Linked DNA regions of Homo sapiens: all the other regions are linked to region 1. Evidence: chromatin contacts called from ENCODE Hi-C or POLR2A ChIA-PET data. All regions are on one chromosome and are shown on one strand. Each heading gives the region's core, a stretch centred on a gene start or an enhancer-like site at or near the end of the contact. The rest is flanking DNA. Distances are from core to core; before and after follow the strand shown. Region 1 has its middle 24 kb from the start of LINC02710. Region 2 holds the start of AMBRA1 (autophagy and beclin 1 regulator 1). Region 3 overlaps AMBRA1 (autophagy and beclin 1 regulator 1). Region 4 overlaps PHF21A (PHD finger protein 21A). Region 5 overlaps PHF21A (PHD finger protein 21A).

Region 1 (3,543 bases), core at 367-2,866:
TTTACAGATGAAGAAACTAAAAGCTTCAGATCATAAAATTAGTAACAGCAAAACCAGTACCTGAACCCTGGCTGACTGGATTCTCATGCTCCCCTATGCCAGTACCCTGTGTGCCCATCTCCCAGGTAGCCTTCATCCAGGCCCTGACATTTGATCTTGGCCTTGAAAGAGGGGTAAGATTTGGAGAAACTGTGGGTCCTCCTTGGATAGGGCAGCCATGTAGGCTCTGGAGACAGGCTAGTGGAGTTTGCATCCTGGCTCTGTGATCTTAGGCAAGTTACTTAACCTCTCTGTGCCTCATTTTTCTCCTTTAAAATGTAAACAACATCCACCTTCTGTGGTGTCATAAGGAGTAAGAACATGTAAAGTGCTTAGAATAATGCCTGAGACATTGACAATCACTCAATATGTTAGGTAGTATTACCTCCAGAGTTTTTGTTTGTTTTTGAGACAGGGTCTCACTGTCACCCAGGCTGGAGTGCAGTGGCACCATCATAACTCACTGCAGCCTCAACCTCCCGGGCTCAAGCAATCCTCCCACCTCGCCTCCCCGGTAGTTGGGACTACAGGCACGCGCCACTATGCCCAGCTAATTTTTGTGTTTTTAGTAGAGATGGGTTTTACCATGTTGCCCAGGCTGGCTGACCTCCCAAAGTGCTGGGATTACAAACATGAGCCATTGTGTCCAGCAATTACCAGAGTTTTTCACCAAATGTGGTAGACGAGACAATTTAGCATATATATATATATATATATATATATGGCTGGTCAAGTGAAGCAGTGTGAGTGGAGAAGAAAAGAAAAAAGAAAAGAAAGAAATCTGTAACTGAATGTGATCAGTTAGTTGCAAACACCACTGCACTCGGACCAGCCCATATATATATTTTTTATTTTAATAGTTTTGAATTTATTTTCAGCCTGTAGCTTTGCTAATGTTATTGCTTAGGGCAAAGCTATCTAAAAAAGGGAAACGGTTTAAAGTTAAAGAAAAAGTTAATAAAATAAAAGTCTATTAAAATATATAATAGTGGTGGAATGTGGACATGGAAGCAAACCGTGAAGGCAATATCCGAACAGCTGAAAATTTTGGAAAATAATCGGTGACGTCTCCTGCTCATAAAACCTAAAACAGATGAGCGAGGCAGAGGAGATACTGACAAAGGAGGTATCAAAATCTTGCCTCCTTTCCGCCCCGTAGCCACAATGCCTCCCTTCTTAAGAAAGTGTGTGGTGTGAGGGCCCAGACCCGCGAGGCTTGACTGTGCTTCCGAGCTGTGGATCCTGGACAGTGCTGCGGATCGGGGGCGCAGGAGAGGGACGCCGAATCCAAAGGCCCAAGTCTGGAAACCGAAGCCAACTTCCCAACTTCGCTCTGCCGGTGCGTTTGGGGAGATTTGGGCCTCTCTGATTTTTTTGGATCACTGGGTCAATCAGTCAGCCAATGCCTCGGGAGAAGTTTAATTAAGCTCAGATCGCAGGCGCGAGCTGCCAGAGGTCTCCCTGGCCGACCGGCCCCGCCCCCCGCACATCTGGTGAAAAGCTCCCCCTCCGCCCTTTGGGGCGGGGCCGCAGCCCGCGCATGCGCGTCGGCCCGGTTCCCGGCGCCCCGCAGCAGGACTCAACTCCCAGAACAGCGTTGCAAACTGTTGCATCAGACAGCAAGCAGCCGGTCGGGCTGCCAGGGTTTCTAGGAAGATAGGAAGGGTTTGAGATCCTCTGTGGTCGCCTGGGAGCTTTGGCTGTCACTCACGGTGTTTACATGCCGGTAACGCGATCCCCTAAAATATCAAGCTTGCACCCATCAGAGGAGGGCCATAGCCACAGGTGAAATTCCCTGAACGCCATTGCTCCTGTCCTCACTCCACGCCCTGACCCAGGCGGGACTAACTGAACTGGACTTCGTCTGCTTTATTAATGGCAAGGGCCCTGAAGGAATCAGCTGGGTTCGATTTCTCTTCCCAAGTACAAGAATGCCCCCTGAGGAATTTCTCACTCTGTGAAAGTGCAGAACTAATTTCCCCTGACAAGTGCTATTGCCGGTTCCCAAAAGGGTTTGGAAGGATCCCAGCAGAAATGTTCAGTGGTTTCCAAATCTCTTTACCCCAGCAGCTGGACACACAGACCCTGAGCTAGGAGCCCCTTTGGGCATCCAGAACTTCTTGGTGGGTGGACACACGTCCTTGACACATAGGTCTTCCTTTTGTCGTATCTCAGGCCCCTTGTTATGAAGACTTTGGATATTAGCCAGAAAATGCACAACCACAAATTCATGCACACATATATATTGAGCAGCACACATATACAATGAGTTCTCTGGGTCCAAATGGCTTTAGCAACTCAGGTCAGTGGAAAAGTCGTTCTTACGTTCCCTCACTCTTCCGGCCTCTGGGCCATTCTTCCTCAAAGAGAGAAAATAATGCTGTATCTAGAAGGGATAGGACAAGCTAAGCTGGTGGGTGGGATATTCAAGAAGAATGAGAGCACTGATTTGGAATCTAGTTTTTAAAGGGATTTTCAAGGACATAATCTGAATCCCATGGCTCAATCCTCTTTTTTTTTTTTTTTTTTGGAATGGGTCAAGACCAAGATCATTCAGTATTAATGGATTTTCCAGAAAGACAAAAACTGGCAATTTACCTTGAGCATTCTGCATCTTTAGGGTGTTGATGGTGAAAGTCTATTCCCTGTGAATAATTCTGAGAACTAAAACAGGCCTAATGTCTTCCTTCCCCTTCATTATTATCAATCACTCGATCCCAAGATTAAAAAAAAAAAGACCCAAAAGACTCATAAGCATTATTCGATGCGTCCCTTGCCAGACAGTCACTGTTGTTTGTTTTAGCTAGCATTTTCCTGTGAACAGTGGAGTATTATGTCACTATGGGATTCTCATTGTAATAGATGTTTCATAAATATGACCTGAATTATTTCAGTTGTCACAGTGTTCTTATGAATGGAAGGAAAGCCAACTAGGAAAGGATGGGACGGCATTGGCAGGTCCTGGAGCTAGAACATTCCCAAGTTCTGCTCCTGAAGGTCCATCAGGATCCAAACCTGCCAAATGGGTACCCCCAAGGTGGGGTTCTAAAGTCAGCAGGTATGGTCTCAGGAAGCTGCCCGGAGCTGATAGAATGTCAGATGTGTCTGGTCAGGCATGGTGGCTCATGCCTGTAATCCCAGCACTTGGGAGGTGGGCGGATCATCTAAGGTCGGGAGTTCGAGACCAGCCTGACCAAAATGAAGAAACCCTGTCTCTACTAAAAATGCAAAATTAGCCGGGTGTGGTGGTGCATGCCTGTAATCCCAGCTACTCGGGAGGCTGAGGCAGGAGAATCCCTTGAACCCAGGAGGCTGAGGTTGCGGTGAGCTGAGATGGTGCCACTGCACTCCAGCCTGGGCAACAAGAGTGAAATTCCGTTTCAAAAAAAAAAAAAAAAAAAAGTGTCTGAGTAGTTGTTCCCACATGGAGAAGCAAGTCAGTTACTATGGTGGAGCCAAACCTGAAAGTTGGAGCCATGAAGAAAGGAGCCAGGTGGAGGTGGG
Region 2 (3,543 bases), core at 565-3,064, 350 kb before region 1:
ATTTTTTGTATTTTTAGTAGAGACGGGGTTCACCGCATTAGCCAGGATGGTCTCAATCTCCTGACCTCATGAACCGCCCGCCTCGGCCTCCCAAAGTGCTGGGATTACAGGCGTGAGCCACCGCGCCCGGCCTGGGCAGTATTTTCAAAGACTTAGAGGAGATTTTTGTAAAGTGCCAATACATTATTTAAAAAAGGCTAATACTGTAAGGATGTGCTCTTTGAGTTTAATTAAAGTCTTCAAAGGCTGGGACTTTTTTTTTTTTTTTTTTTTTTTTTTTTTTTTTTTTTTTTTTTTTTTTAGACGGAGTCTTGCTGTGTCGCCCAGGCTGGAGTGCAGTGGCACGATCTCTGCTCACTGCAACCTCCGCCTCCTGGGTTCAAGCGATTCTCCTGCCTCAGCCTCCCGAAAAGCTGGGATAACAGGCACCCGCCACCACGACCGGCTAATTTTTGTATTTTTAGTAGAGACGGGGTTTCACCATCTTGACCAGGCTGGTCTCAAACTCCTGACCTCGTGATCCACCTGCCTCGGCCTCCCAAAGTCCTGGGCTTACAGGCGTGAGCCACTGCGCCCGGCATTTAAAAAAAAAAAAATTTAAGATAGGGTCTTGCTCCATAGATCAGGCTGGAGTGCAATGGTGTGATCATGGCTCATCGCAGCCTCCACCTCCCGGGCTCAGGATATCCTTTCATCTTAGCTTCCCGAGTAGCTGGGCCTACAGGCGGGAGCCACCAGGCCCGGCTAACTTTTTGTATTTATTTATTTTTTTTTTATAGAGACTGGAGTCTCACCATGTTGCCCAGGCTGGTCTTGAACTCCAGGGCTCAAAGCAATCCACCAGCCTCGTCTCCTAAAGTGCTGGAATTATGGACGTGAGCCGCTGCGCCCGACAAACTGGGACTATCTTGTTTCCTTTTTACACCCTTCCTCTCTGAGTAGTGGGGAAGGGTGTAAACCTCCCTAGGAGCAGGTAAGGTAGACTATGATTGCTCACAATTGGTAACCATACTTGCAGTGATCTTTGTGATTTATTGAATCACATCTAGGATGTACATATTAATCCATATTTGTGCTGAGCATATTCATTTATCAACTAAGAGACTACAGAAAAAAGCCATTGTTGTGGTGATGAAAATGTCAACACTTTATCAGGTTCTGAACCCAAAGAGACTTTTGCTTATTATGTAAGAAGCACACCTGTGGCTCTAGGCCTTTGGAAGAAAATAAAAGAGAAAAGCAATCCGTGTGCTTTTTTTCCCCCTGCCTTAAGGTCAGGCTACATAATTCTGGGTTTTCCCAGCTTCTCTTGGTCATGCTTTGTGGGGACTAAACTGGAGCTTTTACGTAGACTGTTCATTTTGTTCCTCAGCTTGAATTCTCTCTCGTTTTCTGTCTCTATGATTTTTAATTCCCCTCACTGCTCTGTTAGGAAACTAAGGGTCAAATGAGGTTAACTAATTTGCTCAATTGGGATAAAGAGTGTTGGGAGTCCATAGAACAGTTGGGGGACTATAGTTACACAACAAGTGTTATTGCGCTATGATTTGATCTTCAACACATTCACGAGAAACTCCAGTTCTCTAAAGAACTTTAACAGCCGGCGACCCACAGAAAATGGCAGAAGTGCAGGCTCTTTTTTAACCCGTGGCTTATGATCTGGGTTTGTTTATTTACGCCTCAGACAGGAGCCGGACCTTGAGTAGGAGTTGAGCTGTTTTTCGGCGCTCGGCTGTGGTTCCTTGAACGATTGCTTGGGCGTTCCTCCTTTGATGTCTGGGGCGTTCTTGTATTCGGTGATCTTTTGCGCCGTCTTCTTGCTTGATGTCTCCTGAGCGGCGGCGGCGCCGGGTCGAGGGCTGAGTTGTCCGCGAGGCCCCGCGCTCAAGCCGCCTTCTCCTGCCGGTCGGTAGAACGGACCCCTTCCTTTATTCCTGTCTCCTCTTTCTTTTTCCCTGTGGCTCAGCCCGTTCGCTGGACTGCAAACCGAGCTCCCGTCTGCCTTGCAGGTAGGCCCAGGAGGAGCCTGGGAGGCCCAGCCCGGCATCCTTCCGCCGCGGGGTTGAGAAGACCTTGGCGCCGGCGGGTGGGCAGGCTGGCCGGCCGCCGTGACACTGCCAGAGGAGGGGCTACCGGACTGCGTTGAGGGGCGCGGCCGGAGGGGCAGCCCGGAACCGAGGGAGAAGCCGAAAGGAGGGAGAGTTGCTGGGGCTTCCCGGTGTGGTTCTTTAGGGAGGAGATGTTGGGTCTAGGGCACCCCCAGTGTGTGGCGAAAATGGCTTTCCAGGAACCGATAGAGCTTTGCGCACTTTGACCCTCCTTCCTTTCTCCTTTTCCCCCCACCCCGAAGTCTCCGGGTGTCATGCCTCAATTGCACTGGGGACCCCTACTGAGTCCAGCCTTTGAAGGGACCTTTGAGTAGGTGGAGGCTTATGGAACAAGGCCCTCTGGCTCTTCTGAGCGAAGTGTTATGTTCTCGCCTTTTTCTGGGTGGGTAAACTGAGGCTGATGTCTGGGACGTGACTTCCCCACATATCCCCAACAGATCATTAAATTCACTGTAAGTCACTTTTTGTCGTTTACCAATTCCCTTCCCCCCACTTACCAGTCAAGTTATGAAAACAGTGAGTTATTGTTTGATCGTCTGTGATCCCAATTTTCCTAGGAATATAGACTGTTAGGAATATAGATCCTGTCACAAGAGGCTTCAGAAGTAAAGGAACCATGTGGTTTCTTGGCTGTTTTGCTTTTCAAAGTCTGTATCATTTTAACTAGTGTAGCAATGACAGTTTCTTTTTGTTTCTTGATAACCTTGTTGTCTACTTTGTTTCCTGATAACCTTGTTGTCTACTTTGTTTCCTGATAACCTTGTTGTCTACATTGTTTCCTGGTTGATTTATCCTCCTTCTCCCCAGCCTCTTTGGAAATCTTATAACTATGGTGTTTGTGGTTAGAGGTTAGAGTCTAGTAGAGGATGGTCAAGACTTTGAAGGCAAACGCTTGTCCTGTGAGGGTCTGCTTTCTGGGGAGTATCCAATGGAAACCCAAGGAGTCTGTCTCTCTTTTTTCTTTTTTTTTTTTAAGACAGGCTAGCTCTGTCGCCCAAACTGGAGTGCAGTGGCGCGATCTTGGCTCACTGCAACCTCTGCCTCCCGGGTTCAAGCGATTCCCCTGCCTCAGACTCCCGAGTAGCTGGAAGTACCGGCGCGCGCCACCACACTCGGCTAATTTTTGTATTTGTAGTAAAGACGGGGTTTCATCATGTTGGCCAGGCTGGTCTTGAACTCCTGGCCTCAAGTGATTCGTCCACGTCGGCCTCTCAAAGTGCTGGAATTACAGGCATCCACCGCGCCCGCCCAGTTTTGTTGTATTTGATTAGTAGTTTGGTCACTGCACATACAAAAGCTAAAAAAGGCTGTGTGTAGAAATCATTCAAATATTGAGATATTTAAATGAAAGGTTAACGCTTTGGGAACTCCTTTGTGGTTCCCTTTTCCTTCCCAGCTTGGAAAGTCTGGGGACTAAGTCTGTTATTTTCATCGG
Region 3 (3,543 bases), core at 738-3,237, 320 kb before region 1:
GGCAACAAGAGTGAAACTCCTTCTCAAAAAAAAAAAAAAGAACCAATGTTGCATTATATTTATTATACTATTAATTTATAGGAAAAATTTAAGTTTCTCTTGAATTCATATTTTCTCAGGCTCATATTCATAGAAAAATAGAAAGTGATCCTAAACTATTGATTTATCCCTTTAATCTGCTCCCCCACCCGCAAACATAACACATATAGTAGAACCCTTCTCAATAAGTGTCTCCACTATCCACTTGGGACTTAGGCCCAAAACTTAGGAATCACTCTTCATTTCTCTCTCACACCTCAAATACAATGCATCTGTAATTCCCTTAGCTGTTTCTCCAAAATATATTCTGAGTATGACTATTCATCTCTTATATTGCTATAACCCTGGCCCAAATTCCCATCATCTTGTCATTTCCTTAGCTAAAATCCTCTAATAGTAACCCATTACACTTAATAAAATCCAAATTTTATCATGGTCTGCTAGTACCAACCTGTCTTTATTCTCTTCCTTGTTAGTGGTGCTCCAGCCATGTTGGCCTTATTTCCGGCCTTCACATGCGCTAAGCTTACCTGTTAGGGACCTTAGTACTTGGTACTCCTCATCCTCCTTGAAATATTTTTTTCACCTGCCTCTTTTCTCAAGGTTTCTATTTCAAGATGCCAGTCTTAACTCAAATGTCATCTCAGAGAGGCTTTCTCTGGCCACCCCAGGTAAAAGGGTGTGTTGTTTTCTTTCACCTGCCATATTTTCTTTCTAGCCTTTTTCAGTACTTGAAAGTATTGTTAATATTTAATTATATAAAAATCACATAAGCTTTTGGGGGGCAAGAATGTTCTTCTTTACTATAGTATCCTCAGTGCCTAGAACAGTGCCAACATAATACCTGCTTAATCAATGCTTGTTGGTTATTTATCAGTGCTTTTACATCCTTCCCCATCTTTAAGTGTTCTTTATTTGGAAAGTTGGGGAAATGGAATCCAGCTTCTACTCAGATTTAAATAACTAGGTTCTTAAATCTAATGCCTTCTTTTGATTGGCTAAGAAATGTGATTGGCATGGTAGGGTGGCATGTCGGCCTTTTAGCATAAGAACTCTGTGTTTAATAATTTGACTTCTTTTCTTGAAGCCTCGAGGGAAATTTTTTCTTTCCCTATTTTAGTCAGCCAAGAACCTGACCTGGGCTGACTATAAGATTGGAAAACACTGAACACAGTATCTACTAAGCCAAGCAAGGACTGGGAGTGTAGCTCTGGTACTATCTGAAGGAAAAGCCTGAATTCAAATCCTGCTTTGGCTCCAGACTCATCTGTGAATCTAGATGAATTTCTTAACCTCTTCCAGGTTTTGTTTTTCTTATTTGTCTGATGAGTAATCACATCTGTCCTAGGACTTGTGAAGATTCCTGGGTTAATGTTCTCAAAGCTTTTTTTTTTTTCTGACAATATTCTTTCCTTTTTTTTTTGAGATGGAGTCTCACTTTGTTACCTAGGCTGGAGTGCAATGGCATGATCTCGGCTCACTGCAACTTCCACCTCCTAGGTTCAAGCGATTCTCCTGCCTCAGCCTTCCGAGTAGCTGGGATTACAGGCGCGTGACACCACGCCCAGCTAATTTTTGTATTTTTAGTAGAGACAGGGTTTCACCGTGTTGGCCAGGCTAGTCTCGAACTCCTGACCTCAGGTGATCCACCTGCCTTGGCCTCTTAAAGTGCTGGGATTACAGGTGTGAGCTACTGCGCCTGGCCCAACAATATTCTTGCTGTAGCTCCAGGGGTTTCCAGGAAGAATTGGGGGCAATGTGGTGCTCCCAGGAAGGAGTTGGATTCTTTCTCAAAGACTATGCAGAGAATAGAAAGATGTGATCCTTTATGATTTGAAATCGGCCCTACTCCAGCCTCCTGATATTGTTGGTGGATGAAAGGTATATTGTTGCCAAAGTCATTAGGTCTGTTTGAGGCAGCTGGTTTCAGTTTCCGTTTCTGGGGTTAAGCTGTTTTGCCTCTGAAATTTCTTCCATCAGAAGCTACTCTTTTTTTGTTGCTTGCTAATAGGAAATCTTTTGCCATTTCTGTACATTTAAGAGTAGCCTTCTTGGTCTTCTTGATTCTTTTGATAGCTTGAAACCAAAAAATTGAGCTTCAGTTTCTTCTTGGTTTAGTGCTTTCCTCCTTGTTCTTCCTTCCGTTTTTAGGAGTTCTTGTGTTCTCAGCACACTGTTTTCTCCAGAATAATTTGCAGATAAAACTTCCGTTTCTTTTTTCTTCATCCTTCTGAGGTAAGTGGGAGTAAGGAAAATTGTCAGTCTCAAATTTGGGTCTTATTGCTTTCTATTTCCGGTTTTGATCACACTTTGTTTTGAGCACAAGCTTTCCCGTGTTTCAGACATTAGGCAGCATCATTGTGAGTTACTTTAGAAAGCTCTAGTAAGCAAAATCTGTAGCAGGAAAGCTGGTGCTTCACTTCTCCCCCCTTATTATAGTTACAGTAATTAGAATTTACTCAGTTTTGTATCTTCAAAACATTTTGTAAAATTGTTAGCCCATTTGTGATATATCCTATACAGAGGTCGGTCTTATTTTGAGTTTATATATAAAAAACTAATGCTGCTGCCTGTGTGCAGTAGAGGTGCAGGTTCTGTCTGTTGACAGTTTATTTCTGGGATTTTGGCTTCTTATAAAGAAAGGGACTGTGTATAATTTTAATTGATTGATCTTAGTTCTGTTGAATTATTTGTTTTCAATTTGTCAGGTGGTTAATTAGAGATAATGTAATCTGTGGCTTTTTATAATCACTGTAGTTTCCTTTGCAATCTTTCTCTTAGAACTGTAGGTGCGAGACTTCTTTGTGTGAACTTCTGTTTATCACATACTCTGGTTATTGTTCTATCTTGAGTTTTACTTTGAAAAGTAATAATCTTGTCTTGAAATTTTATAACCCATTTCCCCTAAGATTCTCCAAGGATTTTATTCCTTTAAGATAGAAGGAAGGTATTATTACTTTCAGTTTACATATTGGAGGAAAACTTGAAATTCAGCGAGGATATGATTTGTCCAAGATTATATAACAAGCCAGCGATAAAAATCAGTTATTAAAGCTTCTTACCTCTTAGTCTTATCTTTATTTATTAAATCACTGATTCTTGTTATAAACTTGACTGATACTCCTATATCCCCAGATTGCAGGATCAGCTTTCTTAGGGAGTAAATTAGGATGAAGGTTTTGTATTTAGTATTCTCAAGCTCGAAAGGTGTAATATCCCATATTCTCATCTCTGCTATCAGAATATCCACTGTCTCTGTACTTTGTTCTTAATATTCTGTGTTTCAAATAGGAGGATTAAAAAAATTTTACTGCCATTTTTGAGGTTATTTTTCTTTCTTCTTCCCTACTTATAGTTGAGGTAGTGATGGATTAGTCCTTTGCTTACTCTCTTGCCTGGCCCTCTCGTGATCAATGACATGTGCGTAATGAAATGACTGGCTGAAATTAGGTTGGTAATGGTGCAAAGCCTTGTCTTTACTTTTCTTTTCTTTCTTTTTTTTTT
Region 4 (3,543 bases), core at 302-2,801, 310 kb after region 1:
GCTGCATCAGCCCTTGGTGCTTAGAACAGAGGAGGAGTGACATGTTTTGAGGGTACGTCTCTGAGACAGAGCCCCAGCGTGGCCTTCGCTCTGTCTTGCCTTTGGGGAGAGGTCTGAAGCTCCCACTCCTTTCTCTGCCTGTTGGCTCCAGGCACCAGAAATTTACTCCACTCCACCCACCCACAAGCCTCCTGGGTGACCCTGGGCTAGAATTGCTGCGCTTGCCTCGGCTTGGCCGGTTGTGGCCTCTCCTTGAGAAAACCAGGGTTGTGAAAGACTCAGACCATTCTCTCATCTTGCCTTGTCAGAAGTAAATTGTGTCAGATTTGTGCTCTCGCTGGAGACCTTTGCCCCTTGCGTGCCCCTGGCCGATGGGAGGGCGGTGGAGGCTCTGTACCCTGGCCCTGCTGGAGCATCTCCCCCAAGCCCACTCCAGGCCCTGGGAATGGCCAGAGTCTAGGAGAGGTAGAAACGATCCTATCAGCTTCTCTCCCACCCAATTAGGCCCAGAGAGACAAAGACAGATCTGAAAGCAAATGCAACAGAGAAGAGACACTTCTTAGAGTAAAATGTGTCTCATCTCTATCAGCCATCGCCTTTCATCTTCCCAGGGGCCTCAGAAGAAGGAATTAAGTTAGGCTGAACAGGCCTCAGAGTTAGGCCCTGGCTGCTTGATTGGCTGAGGGGGAAAGAGTTCCCTTTTCTCATTCAGAAACCAAGGTGCTGTGTCTAGTCAGGGAGCCTTGGAGATGCCTGGACTAGTTGGAGGAATCGTTGGCAGAGGATCAGAGACCAGCAGCAGGCTGTCTGCCCTGTCTAGAGCTCTTCCCCTCAACTTGTCTGGGCCCATCTGGGGGTTGCCACACAACACCTAACTTACCTTTTCCTGAAAGAAGTTGGGAAACCATCATCACTAGAGGCCTTTGCTCAGAGAGGAGCTGCCTTAGGAGTCTTGGGTCGGAGGACGGGGCTAGGAATTGACCAGGGCTTTGCCTGCCGCCCTCAGCAGTGTCGGGTACATTCTGACCTCGCCTGCAGCTGGGCTGTGGATTCTTCCTGACATTCAGATGTGAGCTGTTTTGGGAGTCAGCTAGTATGGAGTACGAGATGCAACCCAGCCCCCAAACCTACATTCTGCACTCAAATTCCAAAACACTGCTTTACTGTAAAGAAGAGGCCCCTGGCACCCAATCTCCCTGTCCTTCACTGTCCCCTCAGACCTGGGCGGGGAGGGGGGGGGGCCTGTGACCACCTGAGACATACGCTCGTGACACTGCCCCACCCCAGCCACCTCCACTTGCTTCCTCCTCCTTCCCTCCGCTGCTCTTTCCCCACGGCCCAGAATTTAGCTGCTCTGACAGCCACTTTTGAGACCAGCTGGCTTTGTAGTCACTTCAGAGAGCTGGAGCGGCTGCCCACTGGGCCCTGACTGGGAGTCCCCTGCCAGCTCCTGATCAGGCGCTGCGCCCTGGTGGCAGTGATGACTGGGAGTCCCCTGCCAGCTCCTGTCCAGGCGCTGCATCCTGGTAACAGTGAGGCCATGTTGCTGTCATCTCCACCTCTGCATTCTTGCTGCCTGTGGGTCCTTTTTCTTTCATGGAGCCTGCTGGGTCTTGTCTCACCTGTGCTGAGCTCCTCTGGGGTTTTGATTTCTTCCTTCCTTATCAGGCCCTTTGGGGTAAGCCTGCTGGTTGTACCTGACATAGGGAGGCAGTTAGGGGCAGTCCCTGGTGGGGCCGCCCTGGCAGCCTCCAGCTGGCACCATCGTGTGCCTGGTTTCCCTGCAACACCTGCCTCTCTGTCCCTGCTGCTGCTTGGCTCAGGCCCAACAGGCAGCGTGCATGGAGGTGGTTACACACAGCTGTTTCCGTGAGGGTGACCGTGTCTGCAGCACGCTTCCGTCTCCGCATGCACGGCTGCCTCTCCAGCCACCTCTGATACTTCTCTCTTGGGGCCATCAGAGCCTCCCTTGGGCTGTCACCTCCCAGCTCACACACACTCTTCAGTGGTTTCCTCTCTTCATTCTCTTATAGGGCGTGGTCCTTCTTATTTATCTAAAGGGCTGAATTTAGGAGACTTTTTACCCAGGGGCAAAAGGCTCTTAGGGTAATGAGATGGATGGTGGCCCAGGTGCATTTTCCAGGGCCTGGGTTCTCCAGATCCCGTGGCTTCTGTTGAGTGGAGGCAACTTTGCTCTGTGTGAACCTCGCCCCTGTCCCTCTGCCGGGCACCCCTGGCAGGAAGCAGGACTCCCATCCTCACCCTGACTTAGACTGTCCTCTGAGTCAGCTCCTCTCCAAGACAGGAGTGGGCAGCCCTGGGCAGTCTTCTGGCCCCTTGCTAAAGTGAGGGGCAGGAAGCTGGGGCTGCCCTCCAGAAAGCCGGGGTAGGAACTCTGAAAAATACCTCCTCTAAACGGAAGCAGGGCTCTCCAGTTCCACTTGGCGCCCCCTCCCACAAGGCCCTTCCTCCCTGAGGACCCCACCCCCCTACCCCTTCCCCAGCAGCCTTTGGACCCTCACCTCTCTCCGGTGTCCGTGGGTCCTCAGCCCAGGGTGAGCTGCAGTCAGGCGGGATGGGACGGGCAGGCCAGAGGTCAGCCAGCTCCTAGCAGAGAAGAGCCAGCCAGACCCCAACCCTGTCTCTTGTCCATGCCCTTTGTGATTTCAGTCTTGGTAGACTTGTATTTGGAGTTTTGTGCTTCAAAGTTTTTGTTTTTGTTTGTTTGGTTTTTGTTTTGAGGGGGTGGGGGGGGATACAGAGCAGCTGATCAATTTGTATTTATTTATTTTAACATTTTACTAAATAAAGCCAAATAAAGCCTCTCAGCCTCATGGTGTTGGGTTTGGGGCAGGGGAGGGTGGGCAGGACACATTCCAGTCCCAGCCTCTGCCCTCCCTGACTGGCTGTCTGGGGGTGGGGGGCGGGGGGGTGCTTGCCCTTAAGGGCCCAGGCCCTCCTGTGACCCCAGCTGGATGTAGCACCTCCCTTGTGCACTGACGCCCTAGCCCCAGAGTGCCCTTGCTCCCCCAAACCAGGAACACAAAAAAGATGTTTTAAAACTTTAATTATGAAAAAGGGATAAACAATTCAAGATGGGGGAACCAGCCCCAAACTGGCTGGGGCAGAGAGAGACCAGTCCCCAGCCATACAATAGCAGCAAGGGGAAGACCCCACCCCACAGATGCTCTGCCCCAGCCCTTCCCAGAGACCTTAAATAATTTAAATAGCAGGGATGGCGGAGGGCAGGTTGCCCTGGTGTCTGCCCAATGCTAAGATGAGGGGCAGCGCCGGCCCAGCCTCAGCCTCGGGCAGGGCTCTGGGGCTGCTGCAGGGCTGGGAGGTATTTGAGGGCAGCAGCCCCATGGTGGCGGGACAAGTCCTGGTGGAATTCGTCCTTGAGGGCCTGGAGGCAGTCACGATAGGTGGGGCTGGAGCGGAAGCGGGAGATGTCCAGGCTTGGAGCGTGGGGCAGATGGATGGTGAAGGCCTCGGGCAGCACCAGGAGCTCATATTCCTGCAGGGTGGGGCAGAGGAGCAGTG
Region 5 (3,543 bases), core at 439-2,938, 280 kb after region 1:
GGAGGCTGGGGCAGGAGAATCACTTGAACCTGGGAGGCGGAGGCTGCTGTGAGCCGAGGTCGCGCCACTGCACTCCAGCCTGGCAACAGAGCGAGACTCCATCTCAAACAACAAAAACAACAACAACAAACAAAAAAACAAAAACTGGCTATTAAAAATCAGGTATGTTACCTCAGGTTACACAGCTAGTGAGTGGTAGAACTAGGATTTGAACCCAAGCAAGGCTGACCTCATGTTTTTAACTGTAACTTTTTTTCACTGTTTTTAGTGAGCCAAACATAAGCTAGGATAGTAGATAGTGGAGTGAGGATAGAAGTAGACAGATATTAGAAGTATTTAGAGAGTAGAGGGTGGGGTAGGAATCATCAAGAGTGATTCCAAAATTTGTCAAGAAAAGGGTACTTACTGAGGCAATTATCGGAGGAAGAGAAGATTGGAAGAAGAAATTGATGAGTCTTAGACATGTTGATTTTGAACTTTTGAGATATTCAAGTATTGTATAATTCTGAAGTTCAGGAAGTGTCTCAGGTTCTGAGGTAAAAGTGTGAGTCTTCAGTACATAGATGGTAATTGAAGCCATGAGATGGGCAAAAGCTCCTAGGAATAATGAGAACATTGGGAAGAAAAGGGGTGCCAGGGAAAAAAATCCTAAGAAATACTCACATTTAGGATGAGGCAGAGGAAGAGTAAGCCCACAAAGGAGACTGAGAGGAGGAGTGGCCAAGAACAGGGAGTTAGAGGGCCAGAAATGGGGGTGCACTGAAGCTGTGGATATGAAGAAATTTCAAATGCGAGTTAAGGCTATTGGCAACATTATGACTATACTGTGCACAAGTTCTGGGTGGGACCAGTCTCTGGATTAGGCCTTTGACCTCAGCTAGAAGAGGTGGCATGGTATAGAAGAGGGAGCTCAGGGTTTAGAATCAAAAGCTATGTTCTAGGGTGAGGTTTGGACCTCAAGAGCTGATGAGTCTTGTATAAGATTATATGCCCTGAGGTCTATAGAATTAATGTACCAAAATGAACATTAATAAGTGTATTAAACACCATTTCATACATAGAGTGTGGAAGATTTGCTTTTATAGGACTTGAGCAGCTTAAGTAATACAATAATTATTCTCTCTTTCCCCTATAGGTTCGACCCAAGCCTGTGGCCCAGAATAACATTCCTATTGCCCCAGCACCACCTCCCATGCTCGCAGCTCCTCAGCTTATCCAGAGGCCCGTCATGCTGACCAAGTTCACCCCCACAACCCTTCCCACATCCCAGAATTCCATCCACCCCGTCCGTGTCGTCAATGGGCAGACTGCAACCATAGCCAAAACGTTCCCCATGGCCCAGCTCACCAGCATTGTGATAGCTACTCCAGGGACCAGACTCGCTGGACCTCAAACTGTACAGCTTAGCAAGCCAAGTCTTGAAAAACAGGTACAGGCAGAGTATGTACCTGCTCTGGGCAGTAGCCTTGTCGTTGAGGCATATGGCTGCTGGGCTTTCTCTAAATACATTTTCTCAAGGGCTCTTCATCTCACCACCATTGTCAGTAAGCTGTCGCTTATGTGCGATAATTCATCCACGTGCAGAAGGGTCATTCTTACTGAAGAAAGTTGGTTTGCTTTTCCCACCATCCCCTCGTAGATGGGCTGGGATTCCTGTGTGAGTGAGCTCCCCCTGGTGGTTCTGATGTGGAAATTCACAGACAGGCTCTGCTGCCCTCCGTCAGTAAGCACAGATGAGGTAGTAAACAGAAAACGCCATGTTAGTTTCGGCCCAATAAGAATCCAGATGAAGGTAGGACTGTGAAAGTCAGGAAGAATAAACAAAACAGGGAAAGGGATTTCATTTCAAAGACTTTTCTTTGATTGTTACAGATAATGGGGAGCCAAACAAAAAAAATTAAAATTTCCAAAAAGCATTCTTTAACTTTAGAGGATGCAGATATTTTAGCTCAAATATTGAAACATTTCATTTATATTTCCTGAAGTCAGATTTTATCTTAAAAAACGAGGCTAGAGACATACAAGTAACCTGCAAAAATACTTGAAGGTTCTGTAGCAGAAAGACCTCTGAAAACAAGAAGGATTTATAGGCAGTCACCGTATCCTATTTGAAAAACGACTAGTGATGAGAAAGAAGAATTTGGCAAAGAAAAGCATTCTCTCTCAAGAAAGTTGCTTTAAAAAGTCATCGACCTATTTCTAATTGTTCAGTCTTGACTTCTCATTTATCTGAAAATAGTCTGTGGTGATCCTGAATCTTCTGCTTCTGGATGGACCATGATTCAGAGAGGCTGTTCAGATGCTGCCTGCTGCCTTAGTCTTCTTGAGCAGAGGAACCTATGCATAGGGTACTAGACCTTAAACCCAGGCAGCTCACAAATGCGGCAGACCTTGCATTCAAGAAGCTAGTTATCAAAATCTGTGCTTAGGAAACACAAGAACACATCTCAATTCCTGGGGAACCTATTCAAACCCCAGGAAGTGCTTTGAGAAACATTCAGAAATAAATTATTATTATTATTATTATTATTATTATTATTATTTTGAGATGGAGTTTCACTCTTGTTGCCCAGGCTGGAGTGCAATGGCACGATCTCAGCTCACTGCAACCTCCGCCTCCCAGGTTCAAGTGATTCTCCTTGCCTCAGCCTCCTGAGTAGCTGGGATTACAGGCGTCAGCCACCATGCCTGGCTAATTTTGTATTTTTAGTAGAGACGGGGTTTCTCCATGTTGGTCAGCTGATCTCAAACTCCCAACCTCAAGTGACCTGCCTGCCTCAGCCTCCCAAAGTGGTGGGATTACAGGCATGAGCCACCACGCCCAGCCCAGAAATAAATTATTTACACATATTTTAACACAGAAAATTTCAAACTTATTGACAGCAGAACTTTGGTATTAAACTACTGAGAGTCAGATGCTCAAGCTTAGGAGTTTGGGTGGGGACCTGTTGTTTTGCACTGGCTCTCAAAGAACCTCTGAGGAGCCTCAGTGTTCCACAGAACCTCGTTTCACAACACTATTTTAGGTTATTAAATATTATTTCTCTTTACCTCTTTTTTTGATAAAGATATTTTTAGGAGACAAATTGTTTTGGTTTCATTTTATTTTTACATTTCTTTTCTGATTACAAAGATAGTACAAGTTCATTTTTAAAACAGATTCAAACATTACAAAAATATAAATTGTAGAAGGTGCTTTTCCCCGTAATCTAAAGAGAGAGTAAACTTTTATCATAATTTTACCCCCAGGAGTTAATTACTATTAACAGTTTAGATTATATTCTTACAGATTTTTTTTTCTTTTCTTTTTTTTTTTTTTTTTTGACACAGAGTTTTACTCTTGTCACCCAAGCTGGAGTGCAATGGTGGGATCTCAGCTCACTGCAACCTCCACCTCCCGGATTCAAACAATTCTCCTGCCTCAGCCTCCCAAGTAGCTGAGATTACAGGTGCCCGCCATCTCACCCGGCTAATTTTTGTATTTTTAGTAGAGACGGAGTTTCACCATGTTGGCCAGGCTGGTCTCAGACTCCTGACCTCAGG

Evidence for each region. A loop is a pair of places that touch in the nucleus more often than their neighbours do. ChIA-PET counts read pairs that join two places held with the same protein, here RNA polymerase II (POLR2A). Pooled maps may share reads with other maps.
Region 2: a loop to region 1 is called in a pooled map, with 5 times the contacts of the local background. The contact joins the promoter of AMBRA1 here to the enhancer-like site in region 1. A Hi-C loop is called at or near these places in 5 of 50 pooled maps. POLR2A ChIA-PET finds 5 or more read pairs at or near these places in 3 of 52 experiments (CD4-positive, alpha-beta T cell, RWPE1 and naive thymus-derived CD4-positive, alpha-beta T cell).
Region 3: a pooled map shows a loop between it and region 1 (3-fold over the local background). The contact joins two enhancer-like sites. A Hi-C loop is called at or near these places in 3 of 50 pooled maps. POLR2A ChIA-PET finds 5 or more read pairs at or near these places in 5 of 52 experiments (Caco-2, GM12878, PC-3 and 2 more).
Region 4: a loop to region 1 is called in a pooled map, with 7 times the contacts of the local background. The contact joins two enhancer-like sites. A Hi-C loop is called at or near these places in 1 of 37 single-sample maps with no recorded cell type and 4 of 50 pooled maps. POLR2A ChIA-PET finds 5 or more read pairs at or near these places in 7 of 52 experiments (H1, HepG2, K562 and 2 more).
Region 5: a loop to region 1 is called in a map of heart left ventricle, with 2.2 times the contacts of the local background. The contact joins two enhancer-like sites. A Hi-C loop is called at or near these places in 18 of 168 maps with a recorded cell type or tissue (A673, CD4-positive, alpha-beta memory T cell, CD8-positive, alpha-beta T cell and 12 more), 21 of 37 single-sample maps with no recorded cell type and 37 of 50 pooled maps. POLR2A ChIA-PET finds 5 or more read pairs at or near these places in 8 of 52 experiments (AG04450, GM12878, H1 and 4 more).

The regions. Positions count from the first base shown.
Region 1 is chr11:46,241,489-46,245,031 of GRCh38, reverse strand. No RefSeq gene overlaps it. Among named protein-coding and RNA genes, the nearest start is that of LINC02710, 24 kb to the right of the region's middle. RefSeq lists a silencer at 1,451-1,660, enhancers at 739-1,672, 1,673-2,606 and a cis regulatory region at 1,104-1,986. Within about 2 kb of position 1,616, at least 31 of the 41 ENCODE cell types and tissues checked have a DNase peak (open chromatin) inside an H3K27ac peak, as active enhancers do; they include heart right ventricle, where a contact is called at or near this core.
Region 2 is chr11:46,592,294-46,595,836 of GRCh38, reverse strand. It overlaps AMBRA1 (autophagy and beclin 1 regulator 1), which reads left to right and starts at 1,814. Exons shown (of 18, transcript NM_001387011.1): 1 at 1,814-2,009. RefSeq lists enhancers at 1,630-2,059, 1,562-2,062.
Region 3 is chr11:46,559,300-46,562,842 of GRCh38, reverse strand. The region is part of intron 1 of AMBRA1 (autophagy and beclin 1 regulator 1); the gene reads left to right. Among named protein-coding and RNA genes, the nearest start is that of AMBRA1, 33 kb to the left of the region's middle. Within about 2 kb of position 1,987, at least 12 of the 41 ENCODE cell types and tissues checked have a DNase peak (open chromatin) inside an H3K27ac peak, as active enhancers do.
Region 4 is chr11:45,928,604-45,932,146 of GRCh38, reverse strand. PHF21A (PHD finger protein 21A) reads left to right here. Exons shown (of 19, transcript NM_001352027.3): 19 at 1-2,828. LARGE2 (LARGE xylosyl- and glucuronyltransferase 2) reads right to left here. Exons shown (of 14, transcript NM_001300721.2): 14 at 3,051-3,517. The coding sequence ends at 3,302. Among named protein-coding and RNA genes, the nearest start is that of LARGE2, 7.7 kb to the right of the region's middle. RefSeq lists enhancers at 1,560-1,649, 2,000-2,189. Within about 2 kb of position 1,551, at least 18 of the 41 ENCODE cell types and tissues checked have a DNase peak (open chromatin) inside an H3K27ac peak, as active enhancers do.
Region 5 is chr11:45,963,201-45,966,743 of GRCh38, reverse strand. PHF21A (PHD finger protein 21A) reads left to right here. Exons shown (of 19, transcript NM_001352027.3): 10 at 1,136-1,429. Among named protein-coding and RNA genes, the nearest start is that of LARGE2, 42 kb to the right of the region's middle. RefSeq lists a silencer at 1,227-1,424. Within about 2 kb of position 1,688, at least 5 of the 41 ENCODE cell types and tissues checked have a DNase peak (open chromatin) inside an H3K27ac peak, as active enhancers do; they include heart right ventricle, where a contact is called at or near this core.